2 separate regions of the Homo sapiens genome follow, and region 2 is linked to region 1. A link is a loop called in an ENCODE intact Hi-C map of the cell type or tissue named here. Cell type or tissue: A673. All regions are shown on one strand. Each heading gives the region's core, and the rest is flanking DNA. Links, peaks and the distances in the headings are about the cores only. Region 1 overlaps LOC105375199 (a long non-coding RNA gene). Region 2 has its middle 6.6 kb from the start of SNX10.

Evidence for each region. Hi-C counts contacts between places; a loop is a spot of excess contacts. Peaks named below come from ENCODE experiments on the same cell type or tissue, not always from the same donor. Only the 100,000 strongest peaks of a DNase experiment are listed, where the experiment ranks them.
Region 2: a loop joins it to region 1, with 2.2 times the contacts of the local background. A loop is called at or near these places in 26 of 110 quality-filtered maps.

Annotation. Positions count from the first base shown.
Region 1 is chr7:26,088,080-26,093,469 of GRCh38, forward strand. All of the region lies in intron 1 of LOC105375199 (a long non-coding RNA gene), which reads right to left. Among named protein-coding and RNA genes, the nearest start is that of NFE2L3, 61 kb to the right of the region's middle. In A673, for the core only: CTCF peaks have their summits at 3,043 (motif pointing right) and 3,998; DNase peaks (open chromatin) are centred at 2,642 and 3,082; H3K4me3 peaks cover 883 bases; H3K27ac peaks cover 483 bases.
Region 2 is chr7:26,282,550-26,287,939 of GRCh38, forward strand. No RefSeq gene overlaps it. Among named protein-coding and RNA genes, the nearest start is that of SNX10, 6.6 kb to the right of the region's middle. In A673, for the core only: a CTCF peak has its summit at 2,710; a DNase peak (open chromatin) is centred at 2,682.

The sequences.
Region 1 (5,390 bases), core at 337-5,336:
AATTATGTGCTCAAGGCCACACAGATGGAGCCAAGACTTGAACTTAAAGCCCCTTTGATGACCATATTTGACCTACACTGTTTTTTCAAGATATGAATAGCTAGCTGGCCACATATACAAAAATAAACAAAGCTAAGACCAGCACCTACAGTACAGTATTACCTGGAACATGGTAGGCACTCAATAAATATTTGTCAGATGAATTAATGTGCCATTTAAAAGATACACAATATTGGGTCAGACGGCTGTGAAAGCCTTCGTCCAGCACCTGATGGCTTCCCCACAAACATGCCTAATAATCAAACAAGCTGCACTGATCCCTTTTTTATGTTCCCAGAACAATAATAATAGCTAACACTGTTAAACACTTACTAGGGGCCAGACACTTGCTTTACACATGTTGACTTAATCTTTATAACAATCCTATGAAACAGGAACTATGATCATCACCATTTCACAGAAGAGGAAACTGAGGCACAGAGAGGTTAAAGCAGCACAGAGCCTTACTTCACAATGCTTATAAGAAAAATTCTAGGACAATTAAATTCTAACTGATGGGTGCAGCATGGGATTTATTATCCAAATAGGAATTTGGTTGTATTAAAGCAATAGGAATTAGCCTGTGGGAAAAATCATCCTAGGCTGTAGAATTAGAGAAAAGGTCACAGTGGAGGTGGGATTTAAGCTACTTCTGAAGATAGAGGCCAGACTGAAGGATAAGGGAAACGGCATAAACAAAGGCCTGGGGCCAAAATATAGAAGGTGTGCCCAGAGACCTTCTGCCTGGAATGGAAACTGTGCCTCAGGGATTAGCAAGACGTAAATTTGGATACTGTGGGGTAGAGTCGGAGTACAGAGGACTTAGACACAGGCTAGGGAGCTTGGTTGGTTGTTTAAGAAGCCTGTCTGGTTTCTTGACTAGGAAATAGCCCAACAAGAAGTGAACTTAAGGGGCATTAGCTTGGCCAACAGCCTGTAAGAACAGTGGGAGAGGGCAGCGGCTTGAAGGCCTGGAGACCAATATGGCAGAGGCTGCATTAATCCAGGCCTGGAGACAACAGAAATGGAGAAAAGACACAGCTGTGAGAATATGTTATTAAAAATTCAGTAGCCATGCTGAGTACCTCCTCTGGGCCAGGCCAGTTGGGGCTATGAGCTCACTAGTTGGGGCTATGAGGTAAGTGTACCTACAAGGTAACCTCGAGACCAAGCCTGTGAGCTTACCTCGCTGCATCCTCACCGCAAACCTGGGAGAAGGGGTGTTATTGTCCCCATCCTAAAGAAAAGAAAACCAAGGCCCCAACTTCACCCACCTATGCTTCCAATGACATAAACAGGCTCTGGCAATGCATTGGATGCCTCAATTTCTTATCAAGAATAGCTCCTTTTTGCTTCTTCAAAGCCATTTGAGGTCAGGGAGGTAGTTGGAGGTTGATATGGTTTGGCTGTGTCCCCACCCAAATCTCAACTTGAATTGTTTCTCCCAGAATTCCCACGTGTTGTGGGAGGGACCCAGGGGGAAGTAACTGAATCATGGGGGCTGGTCTTTCCTGTGCTGTTCTTGTGATAGTGAGTAAGTCTCATGAGATCTGATGGGTTTATCAGGGTTTCCGCTTTGGCTTCTTCCTCATTTTTCTCTTGCTGCCACCACGTAAAAAGTGACTTTCACCTCCACCACGATTCTGAGGCCTCCCCAGCCATGTGGAACTATAAGCACAATTAAACCTCTTTTTATTCCCAGTTTCAGGTGTGCCTTTATCAGCAGCGCAAAAACGAACTGATATAGAGGTGATGAATTCTGTTTGGTGTTTATTGTGTCTGAGCTAACAGAAGGACACGCTGGTTCAGGGAGTTGAGAATCCTAGCCAGCATTCTCACAGCATCATCTCTGAGATTAGAGGAGCCTGCCCAACTGAGAGATAGTGACTGTGGCTAGGAAGGCTCTGTGAGAAGGGAAGAAACTGGCCCTTATCGACCATCCTTGACCTTTGCATCTCAAATCTCATTTAATCCATATAAAATGGGTATTGCTTAGGCCCTTTGAAAGCTAACATGCTGGGCCGGGCACGGTGGCTCACGCCTGTAATCCCAGCACTTTGGGAGGCCGAGGCAGATCAGTTACCTGAGGTCAGGAGTTTGAGACCAGCCTGACCAACATGGCAAAACCCTGTCTCTACTGAAAATACAAAAATTAGCTGGGTGTTCCCCGTCTCTACTAAAAATACAAAAATTAGCCGGGCGTGGTGGCGCGCGCCTGTAGTCCCAGCTACACGGGAGGCTGAGGCAGGAGAATGGCGTGAACCCGAGAGGCGGAGCTTGCAGTGAGTCGAGATCGCACCACTGCACTCCAGCCTGGGCGACAGAGCGAAACTCCATCTCAAAAAAAAAAAAAAAAAAAATTAGCTGGGTGTTGTGGTGGGTGCCTGTAATCCCAGCTACTCGAGAGGCTGAGGCAGGAGAATCAGTTGAACCCGGGAGGCAGAGGTTGCAGTGAGCCGAGATTGTACCATTGCACTGCAGCCTGGGTGACAAAGCGAGACTCCATCTCAAGAAAAAAAAAAAATAACATGCTGAGCATTAAGTAGCTAGCCCACAGAGAAACTGGGCTAGACCCCAGCCAGACACTTCCTACCCGAGAAGCCATACACAGCAGGGTGCGGTTTGGCTCGTCTAGGAATAAGTGAGCCCTTCTCACGGAACTGCTCTTGAGTTGAGGGCCCTTTTGCCACAAGCTGTGGGTTGAAAGGTGTAGGCAAAAGTTCACCTTTTAATCCACAGCTTGGTGATCCTTTTCTGAAAGAATTCTGGCTCTTCAATGCAGGTATAGTCAAGAAAAGAAAGTAGTCAAGAAAAGTCTTACCAAAGCAACATAGCTTAGTAAATTGCATATGTACATTTTCTTCTCTTTTATGAACATTCTTATTCCATGATTAGACAACAGCTCTTTAAAAATCGAGACAGCAAAAACGGTGACAGATTTGTCCCTGTCTTGCAAATACGACCCTTTCAGGGGTCTTTGTAAGTTGTGGAAAAGTAAGTCTGCCAATCCACCAGCAGATGTCTCTGTTTTGCCTAAATGAATAGGGCTCCCTCTGTTCTCAGCCACTCCATTTCAGATCCAATTAAACAAAACCCTTTCTCCGATTGTCCCCAGAGATCCCAACATGCTTAAAAGCAAAGAATTTTCTTCCTCCTTAATTTTTAAAATGGAGAAATGTAATGGAATAGTTTCTCATTCTCCTAAAAATCAGCATTCAAGTCTCATATACCCATTTCTTGTAAATCTTATAAAACCAAGCTTATACTGGTAGTTGCCAGGGGCTGGAGGAAGAAAGGAATGGAGAGTTATTATTTAATGGATACGGAGTTTCCGTTTTATAAGATGAAAAGAGTAGAGATTGATGGTGGTGACAGTTGCACAATATTATAAATGTATTTACTACCACTAACCGTACACTAGAAATGGATAAGATGGTAAATTTTACGTTTGTGTATTTTATCACAATAAAAAAAAATTGAGGGAGAAAAAAGCCAACCTTATACCAAAGAATATATTACCCTCAACTTTAGTCCTTACTGTAAATTCCACTCATGAATTGGCAAAATTAGCTTAAGGAAAGTAGATTTCGATAAAAGTTTAAATTCTGTGCTCTCAAAGTAAAAGTTTATTAGTGGACCACCTTTTGTGAATAAATAAGTCCATCTTGAGTGGAGATGGAACATCTCCTTTTGGAAGATTTTGTGATAGAAGAGATGCTGAAAAAGAATTTAACCTCGTGATGGAAGTCATTTTTCATTTAAAGTATCTCTACCGTGTATGATCCAGAGGCTCTGTTACTTTCTTCCTGTTATGCCTTTTCCCCTCAATAACTCTAAATTTAAAAATTAAGTAGAAAATACTAATTAATATTTGCTGAGTTTTTTTCTCCCTAAGCAAATTAGAGCCCCGTTTTCAGTCAATCCATGTGACCCTTGAGAAATGCCTCCCCTGTGTCAAAGCATGCCTGGTCCTGTAGGAACCCTTTTCAGCCAGCAGGACCCTCAGGAGACAGGGAAACCTTCTTGTCTAGAACCTCCAAACAGGAAGTGCCAAAAACTAAAACCTTGCCCGAGGCAAAGTGTTCTTGTCAAGATTCAGGTTTCTATGGCCACACCTTTTTACATCCTGACCACTAAGCCAAACTCATCGATTTCTATTTCACACTCAAAAACACACGTACACATGAAAAGGAGCACTTTAGGAATAGACTGACCCTAAGAGAAATAAAACCTCAAGAACTTCCAGTAAATTTATTCAGAAGATCTCAATATTGCACTTAAAATTCTATTTCAGTTCAACGAATCAACTTACATTGAAAAATGCATTTTCAAATGGAGGGCACATTAGGGATCTCAGCCCAAACATAGCTTGGGTGTTTTTCCAGCTGAATGTTGGCCTGACTCTCATACTAACCTCTCCTGTGTATGAGAGAGAGCATCAGCCTTGATGCAGCATTGATCCAATTCTCCTGTGCTAAGCATGTCTCGATTTCACGTAATCACTGTATATCACTTTCCTTTGTATTCAGGGTAGAAGCTGCCATCGGTGTTATTTCCTTGCATAACCCCCTGTTCTAGCTCGAACTGTACTAATGAGTGACCAGAATTTACTGCCACGTTGGACAACAGGGCCAGCTATGCTTTAAATGTTTCTTTTCACCGAAATAACCAGAACGTGTCAATCAGCTAATATTATGCCACCAGTGGCATCTCATTAAAACCTCTTTTTTATTTTTAGCTAGATTCTGTCAGGTGAACACCATCCAACTATTCAAATGTTGCTCCCCTTACAGAAGCTTTCAGAGGAATTTGGAGCTGAAGTTGCCAGCAACAGAGAGGGCCACAGCTAACGCGATAGAGCTGCTCACAGTGTTAGACCAGGCCTATGAAAACTTTGCACCGCAGATCCTCCCCAGGTGTAATCTAGGTGGGAGAAAGGCCTTCTAGCTCTGTAGTTGTCCTATCAAAAAACAAAAGTTTCTCCATGGAAAGCTCCACTTGTGGCCAAAGAGAAGAGGAATTGGAGACCTGGCAGGGAGGAGCTGTCAGAGCCCAGGGGGAGAGTGTGAAGCCATGGTCCTGGTGGCCAGACAGGCCTGCTTAGAGCCTGGCTCTGTCACCTGTTACTATGTGGCCTTCAACAAGTCACTTAAACTCTTAGATCTCAGTTTCTTCATTTATCAAATGGCAAAAACAAAATCCATCATGCTGGTATAATGGGGATACTTTTCTACAAATAGTAAATGCATGCATTTTTTACTAAATATCTTGTATATATATGTGTATACAAATTATAAACTAACTATAGATTTTCACAGCAAACATACCCAGATTAAGAAACAATGTAACCA
Region 2 (5,390 bases), core at 255-5,254, 190 kb after region 1:
AGCTACTCCGGAGGCTGAGCCAGGAGAATTGCTTGAACCTGGGAGGGGGAGGTTGCAGTGAACTGAGATTGCACCATTGCACTCCAGCCTTGGCAACAGATCAAGACTCTGTCTCAAAACAAAACAAACAAACAAAAATTATCCGGGCATGGTGGTTTGTGCCTGTAGTCCCAGCAACTTGGGAGGCTAAGGTGGGAGGATCACTTGAGCCTGGGAGGTCAAGGTTGCAGTGAGCCATAATTGTGCCACTGCACTCTAGTCTGAGTGACAGAGAAAGACCCTGTCTCAAAGAAAAAAAAAAAAGAATACGACCTTCATTCAGTTTCTTAAAAGCAGGAGATGAAATTCTCATGTGAAAGATGCAGCATTTTTTTGGGAGGCTGAGGTGAGAGGATTGTTTGAGTCCAGCCTGGGGAACATAGCAAGATCTTGTCTCTAAACAAACAAACAAACAAACAAACGAAACCCCCCAAAACCCCCACAGCATTCTTTTTTTTTTTTTTTTTGAGACAGAGTCTCCCTCTGTCACCCAGGCTGGAGGGCAGTGGCGCGATCTCGGCTCACTGCAAGCTCCGCCTCCCAGGTTCACGCCATTCTCCTGCCTCAGCCTCCCAAGTAGCTGGGACTACAGGTGTGCACCACCACACCTGGCTAATTTTTCTTTGTATTTTTTAGTAGAGACGAGGTTTCACCGTGTTAGCCAGGATGGTCTTGATCTCCTGACCTCATGATCCTCCTGCCTCGGCTGGGACCTCCCAAAGTGCTGGGACCACAGGCATGAGCCACTGCACCTGGCCACCCCCGCAGCATTCTTATCAAGGATAGAAAGTTGAGACTGAGAAACTTCTGTACAGACCTTGTTAAAATAACTTTAACTGCTTCTGGGTCTTCATTTCCTTATGGGGGCTCCCATGCCATGTAAAACTTGTATTAAATAAACTTGCATGCTTTCATCCTGTTAATCTGTCTTACGTCAATTTAATTCTCCAGCCCAGCCTAAAAGAGGACAGAGGTGGAGTTTTGCTGCCCCTACAATACCTTCAGTGCTTGTCTCTTTGTGTATATAGATATATATATTTGTGTATATAAATAAAATATTTATAAATATTTATTTATGTACTATACTCTATTTTCTGTATAAATATATAGAAAATATATAAATATATCTTATAAATATATACATACATATATTTATATATCTTATAAATATATACATACACATATTTGTATATCTTATAAATATATACATACGCATATTTGTATATCTTATAAATATATACATACATATATTTGTATATCTTATAAATATATACATACATATATTTGTATATCTTATAAATATATACATACATATATTTGTGTATCTTATAAATCTATACATACATATATTTGTGTATCTTATAAATCTATACATACATATATTTGTGTATCTTATAAATCTATACATACATATATTTGTGTATCTTATAAATCTATACATACATATATTTGTGTATCTTATAAATCTATACATACATATATTTGTGTATCTTATAAATATATACATACATATATTTGTGTATCTTATAAATATATACATACATATATTTGTGTATCTTATAAATCTATACATACATATATTTGTGTATCTTATAAATATATACATACATATATTTGTGTATCATAAATATATACATACATATATTTGTATATCTTATAAATATATACATACATATATTTGTATATCTTATAAATATATACATACATATATTTATATATTATATATAGTGTATATAGAGAAATATATAGTATATATATAAATATATATATATTGTCTGTGTGTGTGTGTGTGTATATATATATATATATATATATATTTTTTTTTTTTTTTGACAGGGTCTTACTCTGTCACCCAGGCTGGAGTGCAGTGGCATGATAACAGCTCACTGCAGCTTCCACCTCCTGGGTTCAAGCAGTCCTCTCAACTCAGCCTGCTGAGAAGCTAGGACCACAGGTGTGCACCACTGTGCTTGGCTATTTTTTTTTTTAATTTATTTTTTGCAGAGATAAGGTCTCACTATGTTGCCCAAGCTAGGCTTGAATTCCTGGGTTCAGGCCTCTGGCCTTGGCCTCCCAACATACTGGAATTACAGGCATGAGTCACCGCGCCTGGCCTGTTTATACATTGTTGAATGCACTCTACGTAACATTTGAATGGTTCAAAAGGATATACATTAAAAAGCAATCTTCCTCTCATGTTTGCCCTTACCTCCTTATTTCTCCTCACCAAAGTTCATCCTTTCAGAGGAATTTCATACATATACATAGGTTGGTTGTTAAAAAAAAAACTTAGTCCTATGTATGTCCATTCACAGAAAATTGTATAAATGAGTATAAGTATACTTTCTTCTGCAAAAGTTGTCATAAAGAGATTTGGATATTATGCAACCATTTATTTAGGAAAGATGAGCTGTGCACTAAAAACAACGACATCAAAATCATGTTTATGAAGCTCTTTCCTACTCTGCTGCAGTCCTGGACTTAGTAATTTCTATCTATTATTTCGTAATGACAACCCTGTTGGATAGGTACTATTTCACAGATAAGAAAACTGAGGCTTAGAGACATGAAGTGACTTGCCTAAAGAATTTGGGGATTAGACAGAAGCTTTTCAGCGCTGGAGCCTGAGCCTTAACCACCGTACTCTACTACCTCCACATGGTTATAGACTATAATGCACCCAATATCCAGAACTAGTACCACGTGTACAGGTACTAAAGGCTATATGCAGAGCACTAAAGAAAACCAAACCCACCCAAGACAAAAAAAACCCAGCTTCTCCATGCAAGAAGATGGCTTCTCTACTGGTCTCTTGTTCTTTGGTTGAGTGTTGGTGCCAATTATACCATACTGCAATTTATATCAAAAGCTTAGAAATTAGATGATTGGGAATGGGTTTATGTTTGATATGCTCAGTAATGGCTAAGGTTTGTTTTGTTTTTGTCAGTTTTAATCAACCAATTTATTTTTAGTTTATAATAATAAAATAAAATTCACCATTGAAACCAATGCTTTTAAAATGCAGCTTTTTTTTTTCTTTTTTCTTTTCTTCTTTTTTTTTTTGAGACAGAGTGTCACTATGTCATCCAGGCTGAAATGCAGTGGCTGATCTCAGCTCACTGCAACCTCTGCCTCCCAGGTTCAAGTGAGTCTCTTCCCTCAGCTGCCCCAGTAGCTGGGACTACAAGTGTGCGCCACCACGCCTGGCTAATTTTTGTAGTTTTTAGTAAAGATGGGGTTTCACCATGTTGGCCAGGCTGGTCTTGAACTCCTGACCTCAAGTGATCTGCCCGCCTCGGCCTCCCAAAGTGCTGGGATTACAGGCATGAGCCACCACGTTAGGCCTTAAAATGTAGCTTTTGATAATGCAAGGGCTTTTTTGTTTTTGTTTTCTCTTTCCCAGGAATGAAGTTACTTTGGTAGAGCAGAATGAGCAGGACATCACTGCAGAGCATCCCTTGGTGGTCCTGGGGAATATTGGGCAAGGTGCCTACCTCTGCTTGGGTGTGTGCTCCTGTCAGTCGTGTAAAGCCAAATGAACATGTAGCAAGTCGTGTGGTGATAATTCCCATTATAGACACTTTAGCATTTACAGTGAGGATTGGTCTTCTTACTTGCAACTTCTGTAAGTGATAAAATGTGAGGATGTGAGATGCCCTTAGTGCTTCAACTTTGAAACAAAAATTTCAACTACTCCTTTTTCATATGTCTGAATTGTTACCATTTGCAAATATTTCTCTGAGTAGATTGGAATCTTGTTAATATTGAGCAATCAAATAGAGGGAAAAAAATGGGATGTTGAAACTGATAGGAGAGTCCAACGATCTTTCACAAATCCCTGATTTCAAATCTTGGTGTTCAACAAAACAGTTTCCAATGGTCATTGATTTCTCTATAATTAGCAAATGCTACAAAATTGAATTCATCAGATAAACGTATAGTAATGGAATTGTGTTTTTCTTTGTTTTATAAATGGGGTTCATTTGAAGAAAGGGTTCTGATGCTAAAGGCGTTCGAAAAACCAGTAAATTGGATCACTGTAGAGAGGCTACTGTAGGATTCTGAGAGTTGAGAGTGTCTGCAGGAGAATAGAACACAGAAGGTGAGTTCCACCATGATCTGGCCAAGACGAAATGTATGGATCTTGGACCTGAGTGGATCAAAGGAAGGGATTGGGTCAAAGGAAGTGCCAAAGTTAGCGTGTTTGGGGTGTTAACTGGGAGAACAGTAGTCCACTAACAAGAATAAGGAGGTGGGTGGATGGATGAGAAGTTAAACCCTTTCGTCTTACAAACAGGTAAGGTCACTCAAAACGTTTTTCTAGTCTTTTTTGGAGAGGCGTGCATAGGTTAAATATTTTGAAAAACTATATAAGATTGATATTCAAGAGTGGTTATTTTATTCACCATTAATCTATATTTCATTCTTTTGAAGAAACAGTAATTATAATCACAAGATCAGAAATCAAAATCCAAATTGTCATTTGTTTAGATTTTTTCTTACATCCCATTATTAGTTGCTTGATGAAAGATAAAAACTATCTTCCCTACATTGCAAATATTTCCTGTGACAGGTTTCCCAAGAAGGCAGAACCATTCATGTAAATGTAAAGGCAAAGTGTTTTTGAACACAATGTTATGTATATTATCAGTTAATTAAAATTTCTGAACATCAAGTCCAGGCAACTTCCATTTTTACTCTCTGTGGATTTTGCAATTTTCCCAAGAGATGGAGGAAGGACAGGGGGTGGAGGTGGCTTTCCTTAGTGTATGTAACTAAGTGCACTTAGCTTCGAGACAGGAGAGATTGGAGAAAAGGATCAAGTTATAATAATAGCTACAATTTACTGAACACTTACTGTTGACCCAGCACAAGAGCTTTACCCGGGTTATTTCATTTAAACTCCACAACAGCCCTATGAAGCTGGTGTAGTAGTACATCTACCACAAATACAAGAAAGCAAAATGTTCCTCAAATGCTCCCGTTACAGCCCTAAATACAAAGAACCGAGAAGATAGTCCATAAGACACAGAATAAAATATCTTTCCCCAGCATAAGGACATTATACCAAGAGAGGCAGAAATGATTATATATATATTTTTTCTTTTTTTTTGAGATGGAGTCTCGCTCTGTTGCCCAGGCTGGAGTGCAGTGGCGCAATCTCGGCTCACTGCAACTTCCCCCTCTAGGTTCAAGCAATTCTTCTGCCTCAGCCTCCCGAGTAGCTGGGATTACAGGTATGTGCCACCATGCCTGGTTAATTTTTTGTATTTGTAGTAGAGATGGGTTTTCACCATGTTGGCCAGGTTGGTCTTGGGACTCCTGACCTCGGGTGATCTGCCCGCCTTGGC